Linked DNA regions of Homo sapiens: regions 2 and 3 are each linked to region 1. Evidence: chromatin contacts called from ENCODE Hi-C data. All regions are on one chromosome and are shown on one strand. Each heading gives the region's core, a stretch centred on a gene start or an enhancer-like site at or near the end of the contact. The rest is flanking DNA. Distances are from core to core; before and after follow the strand shown.

Region 1 (2,832 bases), core at 213-2,712:
CCAGGTTCAAGCTACTCTCCTGCCTCAGTGTCCTGAATAGCTGGGATTACAGGCGTGCGCCACCACACCCAGCTAATTTTTGTATTTTTAGTAGAAACGAGGTTTCATCATGTTGGCCAGGCTTGTCTTGAACTCCCGACCTTGTCATCTGCCCATTTTGGCCTCCCAAAGTGCTGGGATTACAGGCGTGACCCACCGTGCGGAAAGATTACATTTTAACTGGGTTGAGTGGGAGGGTTTATATATGGAAAGAACTTTTGCCAGGACACAAGACCTGGTCCGGTGAGAGCTGGGCAACTGTGAATGAGTCTCTTCCCTCTGCTTTTCAACTCCTCACCTATAAAATAGGGATGGTCCTTCTTGTCTACTTTATAGAAGTGCTTGTGGGGTACGGGATTGTGAGAAGTTTTATGAAAACGTGCACCCATGAAATGTTGCTTGAGGAACACTTATTTGTTTCCTGGTCTTCTCCCATTGGATTGTGAGCATCTCAGGGGCACCAAGTCTGATCCTGTGTCCAGGACCTAGCAGTTACCTGGCTCAGTGACTGGCTGTCGAACTAAACTATTGCTCTAATGTAATCACTTTGTATTACAAATCTTTGTAGATCAGTCATCTACGTCGGGGTTACCTAGAGAACTCTGACTAAAGGAAATCCATTGCATTTAGACACTATTACTCACAGTTTGTAGTGGTATCTCCAAATTTCAACACATTTTCCCTTTCCCACGTACATTATGCATTTGTGGGAAGTTCTTTTTTTTTTTTTTTTTTGCGTTCATTGATTTACAACATCTATATCTACATGGATGGCGTGGCTTCTTCATTTTCCTTTGTGAGTGCCTGCAAATCATCTTAATCTGATTTGCTAAGGTATCTGCTTGTTTTCTCATTAGACTGGGAAATGGAGAGGAAAAAGAAAAAAAAAGGCCGGGCGCGGTGGCTCACGCCTGTAATCCCAGCACTTTGGGAGGCCGAGGCCGGCACATCTCGAGATCAAGAGATCGAGACCATCCTGGCCAACATGGTGAAACCCCGTCTCTACTAAAAATACAAAAATTAGCTGGGCGTGGTGGCGCGCGCCTGTAGTCCCAGCTACTCGGGAGGCTGAGGCAGGAGAATTGCTTCAAGGAGGCGGAGGTTGCAGTGAGCCGAGATCGCGAGCCTGGCGGCAGAGCGAGACTCCGTCGCAAAAAAAAAGCGTCTGAAATGCTGTTTTACTGGCTCCGGTAGCGACGTACAGCGAAAGCCAAGGTCACTTCAAGTTTGTAATTGGTTACAATGTCTGTCAGTCACGTTGCCGGAAACCCTGTCCAATTATCCTGCTTGTACTGTGCCCTCCCTTTCCGATTGGTTTTGGGACCGGTTTAAGCTGGAAGGGTAGTCATTGGTTCGCCGCTCTGTCTCGGCCTGAGCCCGCCCCCGCTCGGTTGCCGTGGTTGCGGGCCCTGCCCGCCCGCCAGCTCGCTGACAGCACGACTCAGGGCGGAGGGAAGTAGGTCCGTTGGTCGGTCGGGAACGAGGCTCAGGCGGCCAGGCCCGCGCGGAGCCGTTGCCATGGCAGCCGCCGCCGGGGACGCGGACGACGAGCCGCGCTCAGGCCACTCGAGCTCGGAGGGCGAGTGCGCGGTGGCGCCGGAGCCGCTGACTGACGCTGAGGGCCTCTTCTCCTTCGCTGACTTCGGGTCTGCGCTGGGCGGCGGCGGCGCGGGCCTCTCGGGCCGGGCGTCCGGCGGGGCCCAGTCGCCGCTGCGCTACTTGCACGTCCTGTGGCAGCAGGATGCGGAGCCGCGCGACGAGCTGCGCTGCAAGATACCCGCTGGCCGGCTGAGGCGCGCTGCCAGGCCCCACCGGCGGCTCGGGCCCACGGGCAAGGAGGTGCACGGTGAGCGGCGCGAGCGGCGCGGGGGCCCGGGGCGGGGCAGCCCGGGCGAGGGGCGGGGCCTCAGAGGACCAGTGGCCGCGCTTTGGTCGCCCCCGACCCTCAGCCGGGGTCCCCCGACGTCTGCGCTGAGGGCCACACTGACCCTTGAGTCTCCTTTCAGTAACGATGGTGATGATGGTTTTTTTAGAAAGTCTTCCTGCTCTGAGCCAGTCACCCCAGTCTTCTCTCACTGGGTAATTTCTGAATGGAAACTTCCCATGACTCGGAACGCTTATTGGTGAATAATAAAATGAGGTACTGGGGAACACTTTTATTATCATGGAGAGGGGAGGCCAGAGCCTGCAGCCAAGTCGTACCAGCTTGTTTAAATGCACGGACTTGGACTCCTTTACCACAGTTAGACCTTAGGGCAAATGATAGACCCTTTCAACCTTAGTTTTCTTTTTAAATTTTTTTATTTTTATTTATTTATTATTATTATCTTTTTGGAGACGGAGTCTCGCTCTGTTGCCCAGGCTGGAGTGCAGTGGCGCCATCTTGGTTCACTGCAACCTCCGCCCCCCGGGTTCAAGCGATTCTCCTGCCTCAGCCTCCCGAGTAGCTGGGGTTACAGGCGCCCACTACCAAGCCCGGCTAATTATTGTAATTTTAGTAAAGATGGGGTTTCACCATGTTTGCCAGGCTGGTCTCGAACTTCTGATCTCAGGTGATCCACCCACCTCGGCCTCCCAAAGTACTGGCATAACAGGCATGAGCCACTGGCCCGGCCTCAGCCCTAGTTTTCTCATCTGTAAAATGGGATGAGTTAAGTAAGGTAATGGATGTTTAGCTGTTATGCTGCCTTTGCTGTGCCCCAAACACTGCTGATACATGATCATCTGTCCTCACAAGAACTCTTTGAGACATAGAAATTGTTCCCACTTTACTGAAGAGGAAACTGAGGCTCA
Region 2 (2,816 bases), core at 281-2,780, 550 kb before region 1:
GAGGCTACACTTAAAGGCTCAACCTGGTTGCACTTGTTCATAGTTTCTTTGTTGTGTAGCAAGGCTCATAGTCATTTGTTTTCATAAAGTTAAATGAAGTTTCTTGTTTATGAAGTGTTTTTGGACTGTGTTTTAGAATGTGACAATAAGATTAAAAAATATATTTTAAAGATAGGTATTCATCTTTTGTCAGAAAAGGACTCCTAATACTAAAAGTGATCAATATCAGTGGACTTGAGTGAAAAAAAATTCACCCAATTTAGTTTTTTAGTGCTGGCCTAAGAATCTACCGGCACTGCTAATTAATTGTGAGTAATTGATTGGCTTCCTTTTTAAAAAAGACTAACCAGACCATATGGGGGGTTAGTAGTTATATATAAAATGACAGCAAAACATGACACTTGGCAAATTCTTCCCCTTTGCTGAGCTGTCTTCTCAAATTCCTTTTCCTATTTATTAAGATTGCATTGCTCACCAGCTCCGGATCGTTTCTGTAGTGCGTTCTTTCTTTTGATTTAGGAAATAGATATTTTAAATGCTTTTCTTGATGTGTTTTAAAGTTTTTTCATTTTGGATATGCCGAAGGCCAGTAAAAAAACAAATATTTGGCTATTTTGTTGGTAGCGACTTGCATAGATCCATTTCACATTTGCATTAGTTTGCATTTTGGGGTAGAAAAATTGTGGATATGTTTGTTATGTCTGTGGTTCCTCGAGGCTTACTTAAAATGGGGAAATATCACAGGCCTTAGGAATCAGGATTTTTTTTGTCCTTTTTTTCAGTAAGAAAAAAAAAACAGTTGGGAAACGATTTAAATGAGTTGTGCGTAGGGAGGAGGGGAAAGGGTAGCGGTTTTTTGTTTTTTTTTGTCCCCGGTTTCCTCCAAATGGATTTCTATCAAAACCAAGTAGATTCTTGGAACCTAGTCTAAGTTTAGAAATCTCAAGTTAGAATAGCGCAAGCCCAGTCCTTTCAGAAAAAAAAAAATCAGAACAATTAAATAGCTTTCTGAAGATACTCATTTAAAAACTTTATCTTCTCGACCTTCCTCACGCTTGAAGAAAATCTGAGGTGTTTTTCGCGCACAGCTGCCTTCTAACCCGCGAGCAACGGCGTTAAGGTTTTGTTTGTAATTCGGGGTGACCCAGGAGTTCGGGCCGCGGGCCCCTCCCCTCGCCCGGGCACACCTTGCAGAGGAGGGGGCGGCGGGGACGGGACCCGGGTCTGCGCCTGCGCACACCCTCGCGGCCCCCCCCGCCCCCCCCGCCGGGTACCTGTCACGGCTACCGCCGCGGCGCTCGCCCGCCACGTTAAATCGGATGGCGGGAGTAGGGGTATGGGGCGGGGGGCGCGGGGAGGGTGGCACGGCGCGTGCGTGCGCGGGAGTCGCCGAGCGATAACTGGGAGTGCGCGCGCTCGCCGCTCGCTCGCGTCCCGGAGGCGGAGTCTGTGGCGGGGGGCGGAGCGGGGGCGGGCCTATGCTAGTCACGTGGGCGCGGGGGCGGGGTGGGGCGGGGCGGGGCGTCTCCGAGCGGCGGGCCGAGGGAGGGCGCAGCAGCTGCTCCCTGAACACTTTCTGACCCAACAGTCCCCCAGCGCCGGACGCGCCGCGCCCTGGCGGCTCTAGGGACCCCCCCCGCGCCTGCACTTAGCCCCGCGCCCGAGGTGAGCCCGGCCCCTAAATCCTCCGGGCGGGGGTGGGGGTGCGGGACGCTCCTTTTTTGTTGGGGGTCTTGGAGGCGCGAAGGCACTAGGCGCCTCGGCAGATGGCTGCACCCCTCGCTTGCGGCTCCCCGTGTCTTTTGGGGGGCCGGGTGCGGGCGCGGAATCCGGGAGGTGTCCGCACAAAAGGCCGAGAAAACTGCGCGAGGCCTCCCTCCCTCCGCCCTCCCCGCCCCCTCCCCTCCGCGCCCGCTCCTCCTCTTTCAAACCCGGCCGGCCCGAGTGGAGTCAGCTCAGTCCCGGCAGCCGCCGCGCGAGGAAATGGCCGAGGGGCCGGAGCCACAGGTAAAGGGGGGCGCCCCCCGCCCGCGCCAGCCGGGGCGCCCGCCTGGTCCTGCGGAGGCTCCCGCGCCGCCCCCGAGGCGCCCGGCTCTCGTTGTCTTGTCCCCCCCCAGGATGACCTCAGTTCCCCGTCTCAGCTTTCTAGCTGCTCTTTCTAGGGCGCCCCCTCCCCAGCCGGCTCCTGCGCTTCCGCTGGCGGGAAGGTGCGGGCGATCCCGGGCTGCATCCGCTCTTGGCCGTCACACTCACGCCGCACGATTCAGAAGGGCTTGGGGTGCGGGGTTCCCTGAATCTCCGCCGGGAGCGGGGGTCCGGGGGTCTGCGGGGGTGGGCGGTGGGGGGCTGTTCCGAAAAGTTGGGTCGCCCCGCGGGGCGGGTCTCCCAATTTGCCCAGTCGGCCCTTGGGGCGCGGGCGGAGGGGGGACGTTGGCGTAGGGTCCCCCGCGATACCCCGGGAAGGGCCGGGGGAAGTTGGAAATGGCCAAAACAATGCGTCGGGACAGGCTTCCCCCGTAAACAATGGCCGGGACGGTCCACACGGGCCAGGCGGAGGGCGCGTCTAAGGGACCGCGGGAGGGGCTGGGCCTCTCCGCGGACCCCGAGGTGCGCCGGGTGACTCCCTCGGGTGCCCAAAAATCTGTCCCCGGGAGTCCTGGGGCGCCTGCTTATCCCTGAGCAGGGATGCACGGGGCTGCGTTTCCTGGATGTGTGCGATAAGGTGGCTTTTTTTTCCCTCCTCTAATTTTAAAGATTTTTCTTAAGTCTTAATGTTCTATAAACACTTAAAGAATATCTTTACAACTCAATTGTAG
Region 3 (2,989 bases), core at 1-2,500, 620 kb after region 1:
GGTGAGGTGGGGAGAGCAGCATTGGCAGTCCTGGTGGGAGTCAAACCTTGAGCAAAGACCTGGAGGTGGGAATGAGCTGTGAGCCAGGAAGGCGAGAGCTGTGGATTCTGCATGTCCCCAAATTCTCTTTCCCTGCTTATCTTCCTTCCAGGTTGCACCCCAGCGCTCCCACCTAGATGGGTCTGATCCTCCAGGATCCCCACCCAAAGCCTGATGGCACCCCGGCTGGCCATGCTGTCCCCTCCCTGTGGCGTTTCTTAGCAGATGGCTGCAGAGCTTCGTTGATGGTCTTTTCTGTACTGGAGGCCTCCTGAGGCCAGGAACGTGCAAATTTGCAGGTGCTGCATCCCAAGCCCCTCATGCTCCTGCCTTCCTGAGGGCCAGAGGGGAGCCCCAGGACCCATTAAGCCACCCCCGTGTTCCTGCCGTCAGTGCCAACTGCCGCATGTGGAAGCATCTACCCGTTCACTCCAGTCCCACCCCACGCCTGACTCCCCTCTGGAAACTGCAGGCCAGATGGTTGCTGCCACAACTTGTGTACCTTCAGGGATGGGGCTCTTACTCCCTCCTGAGGCCAGCTGCTCTAATATCGATGGTCCTGCTTGCCAGAGAGTTCCTCTACCCAGCAAAAATGAGTGTCTCAGAAGTGTGCTCCTCTGGCCTCAGTTCTCCTCTTTTGGAACAACATAAAACAAATTTAATTTTCTACGCCTCTGGGGATATCTGCTCAGCCAATGGAAAATCTGGGTTCAACCAGCCCCTGCCATTTCTTAAGACTTTCTGCTGCACTCACAGGATCCTGAGCTGCACTTACCTGTGAGAGTCTTCAAACTTTTAAACCTTGCCAGTCAGGACTTTTGCTATTGCAAATAGAAAACCCAACTCAACCTGCTTAAGCAGAAAATAAATTTATTGATTCAAGTTTGGAGATATCGTGATTTCAGGTGCAGCTTGATCAAGGTATTCAAATGATGTCATCGAGGCTTGTTTAGCTCTGGGCTCTGCCTTCTGCTGGCTGGTTCATTCTCAGGCAGGCGACTTAGGGCTTCATCCTCCCAAGTTCAAGTTCAGGGTTTCATCCTTCCAAGTTCAAGTTCAGGGCCTCATCCTTCCAAGTTCAAGTTCAGCCAAAAAGAGCAAATGTCTATCCCAGGCAAAGTTCTAACTAAGATTTACTGTGATTGGACCAGCTTAGGTCCTGGGCCCCCTTTTAACCAATCATATTTGTCAGAGTGGTGCAGTGCTGTGCTCTGACTGGCCAGGCATGGACCATATGCCATGCTGGAACAGAACTGCGGCAACCCCAGCGAAAGCGTGTGTACTGGGGGGGAGGGTGAGTTCCAAAGTGGGCTGAGAGCCTGGCGGGAATTTGGGAATTTGGGCGAGAAACCCTCAACCTCCACTACTGGAGGTCATGGGAAAGTGTTCATTTCAGCAGTGAAATGAAACAATGCTGGACCCCGAAGGTGATAAGCAAAGGGGAGTTTCTTTAAAAGAGAGGCGGGGTTGTTGTGAGGATTTAAGAAGTTCCGACATGGGCACAACAGTGCCTGCACAGTCAGTCCCACCTCAGGACTTGCTAAGTTCTGTGGAGGTGCCAGACCTCCCCCTCCTGCGGACAATTACTCTCCTCTATCTCAACTTCTCACTCATTCATCAAACACACATTTATTGAGCACCTCTTCTGTGCCTGGCACTGTTCTAGGTGCCAGGGATCCAGCAGTGCTCAGAAGTCCCTGCCCTCAGGAGGCTGACACTCTAGAGAGGCTAAGAGATCTAAGAGGCTGCCCCTGACAACCCAGAAGACCCCAATTTCCAGCCCATGAAATGCTTGAGTTTCCACATTGTGCTTTCCCAGAGCTCCCAGCCAACCCCACTATCCCCATTAGTCCCCATGTTCTGAGGCAGGACCCCCTCCAGCTCACTCACCTCCTGGGAGCCCCCCTTAAAAGGGATTAGGTGCAGAGGGGAAACCCCTTTGCTTTTCTTAGTTTCAGCTCAAAGTCATGATGTTTTCAAAGTTACTTCTCTTCTGAAACAGAAAGGAAATACTAAACCCCACCCATCCATGGCACCATACAGATGCAGGCGGCCAGGACCCCACTCCCTAGTATGTTCGATGTCTAAGATCCCTGAGGCACCCCCTGAGGTTGGCCAGAGTCTGAGGGAGCCTCTTTCTGATCCCTCCTCTTCACAGAGCCTTGGGATAAACTCCAGAGCCTCCGCAACAAACCATGGCCCTGAAGGTCTGGCCATCCTCTGCCTCCCACTCTTATTGCACTCGTGCCTCTACCATCAGACTGGACTGTCATTTCTTCCACTCCACATTCATGCTTCTTTCATTCCAGGCCTTTGAACATACTGGACCCCTTTCCTTTGCTCCTGGAACTTCCCTGCAGGGCAAAGGTGGGCCCGGATCTCCTTCCATGTGTGTTCAGCCCGTTAGGTCGACCCCAGTAGAGACAATCTTTGCTTCTATATGATAATAATGTCAGTAAATAACTTCCTTTACTCATTGTCTTGGCTCCCATGCACATATTATCTCATTTAATGTTCTAATAGCCTTCCAAGATAGGTACTCTTAGCCACGGTTTGCAGAAGAGGAGATGAGGATGCGGGAGGGCACAGGTTTGGCTCAAATTGACAAGGCAGATGCTGTCCTTTCCCACCCTCTCCCTCTGTTCCCATCCTCCTTGCTAACAGAATCCTAGTTTTGTGCATAGCAGCACCGTACCTAACACCAACAAAATACTCGTTTTTCCAGCTGGTTTTGTCACTGGGGTTTTCAGGCCACATAGTTCTGGCCTAGAAGCCGATGTGAATGAAAGTCAGCGGGAGAGATGGCTTCTGTGAAAGTTGTTTTCTTCCTTAAAAAAATGACAGGCCCAGGCCGGGCGCGGTGGCTCACGCCTGTAATCCCAGCACTTTGGGAGGCTGAGGTGGGCGGATCACGAGGTCAGGAGATCGAGATCATCCTGGCTAACACGGT

What was found. A loop is a pair of places that touch in the nucleus more often than their neighbours do. Pooled maps may share reads with other maps.
Region 2: a loop to region 1 is called in a map of CD8-positive, alpha-beta T cell, with 9 times the contacts of the local background. The contact joins the promoter of TPTEP2-CSNK1E here to the promoter of ANKRD54 in region 1. A Hi-C loop is called at or near these places in 1 of 168 maps with a recorded cell type or tissue (CD8-positive, alpha-beta T cell), 6 of 37 single-sample maps with no recorded cell type and 7 of 50 pooled maps.
Region 3: a loop to region 1 is called in a pooled map, with 5 times the contacts of the local background. The contact joins the enhancer-like site here to the promoter of ANKRD54 in region 1. A Hi-C loop is called at or near these places in 1 of 168 maps with a recorded cell type or tissue (naive thymus-derived CD4-positive, alpha-beta T cell) and 6 of 50 pooled maps.

The regions. Positions count from the first base shown.
Region 1 is chr22:37,842,964-37,845,795 of GRCh38, reverse strand. It overlaps ANKRD54 (ankyrin repeat domain 54), which reads left to right and starts at 1,462. Exons shown (of 8, transcript NM_138797.4): 1 at 1,462-1,885. The coding sequence starts at 1,558. MIR658 (microRNA 658) reads left to right here and starts at 1,425; the gene lies at 1,425-1,524. RefSeq lists a silencer at 1,292-1,991.
Region 2 is chr22:38,397,629-38,400,444 of GRCh38, reverse strand. It overlaps TPTEP2-CSNK1E (TPTEP2-CSNK1E readthrough), which reads left to right and starts at 1,530. Exons shown (of 15, transcript NM_001289912.2): 1 at 1,530-2,007. It also overlaps the pseudogene TPTEP2. RefSeq lists a silencer at 1,473-1,752 and an enhancer at 2,018-2,801.
Region 3 is chr22:37,223,202-37,226,190 of GRCh38, reverse strand. RAC2 (Rac family small GTPase 2) reads left to right here. Exons shown (of 7, transcript NM_002872.5): 7 at 152-921. Among named protein-coding and RNA genes, the nearest start is that of SSTR3, 12 kb to the right of the region's middle. Within about 2 kb of position 1,250, at least 5 of the 41 ENCODE cell types and tissues checked have a DNase peak (open chromatin) inside an H3K27ac peak, as active enhancers do.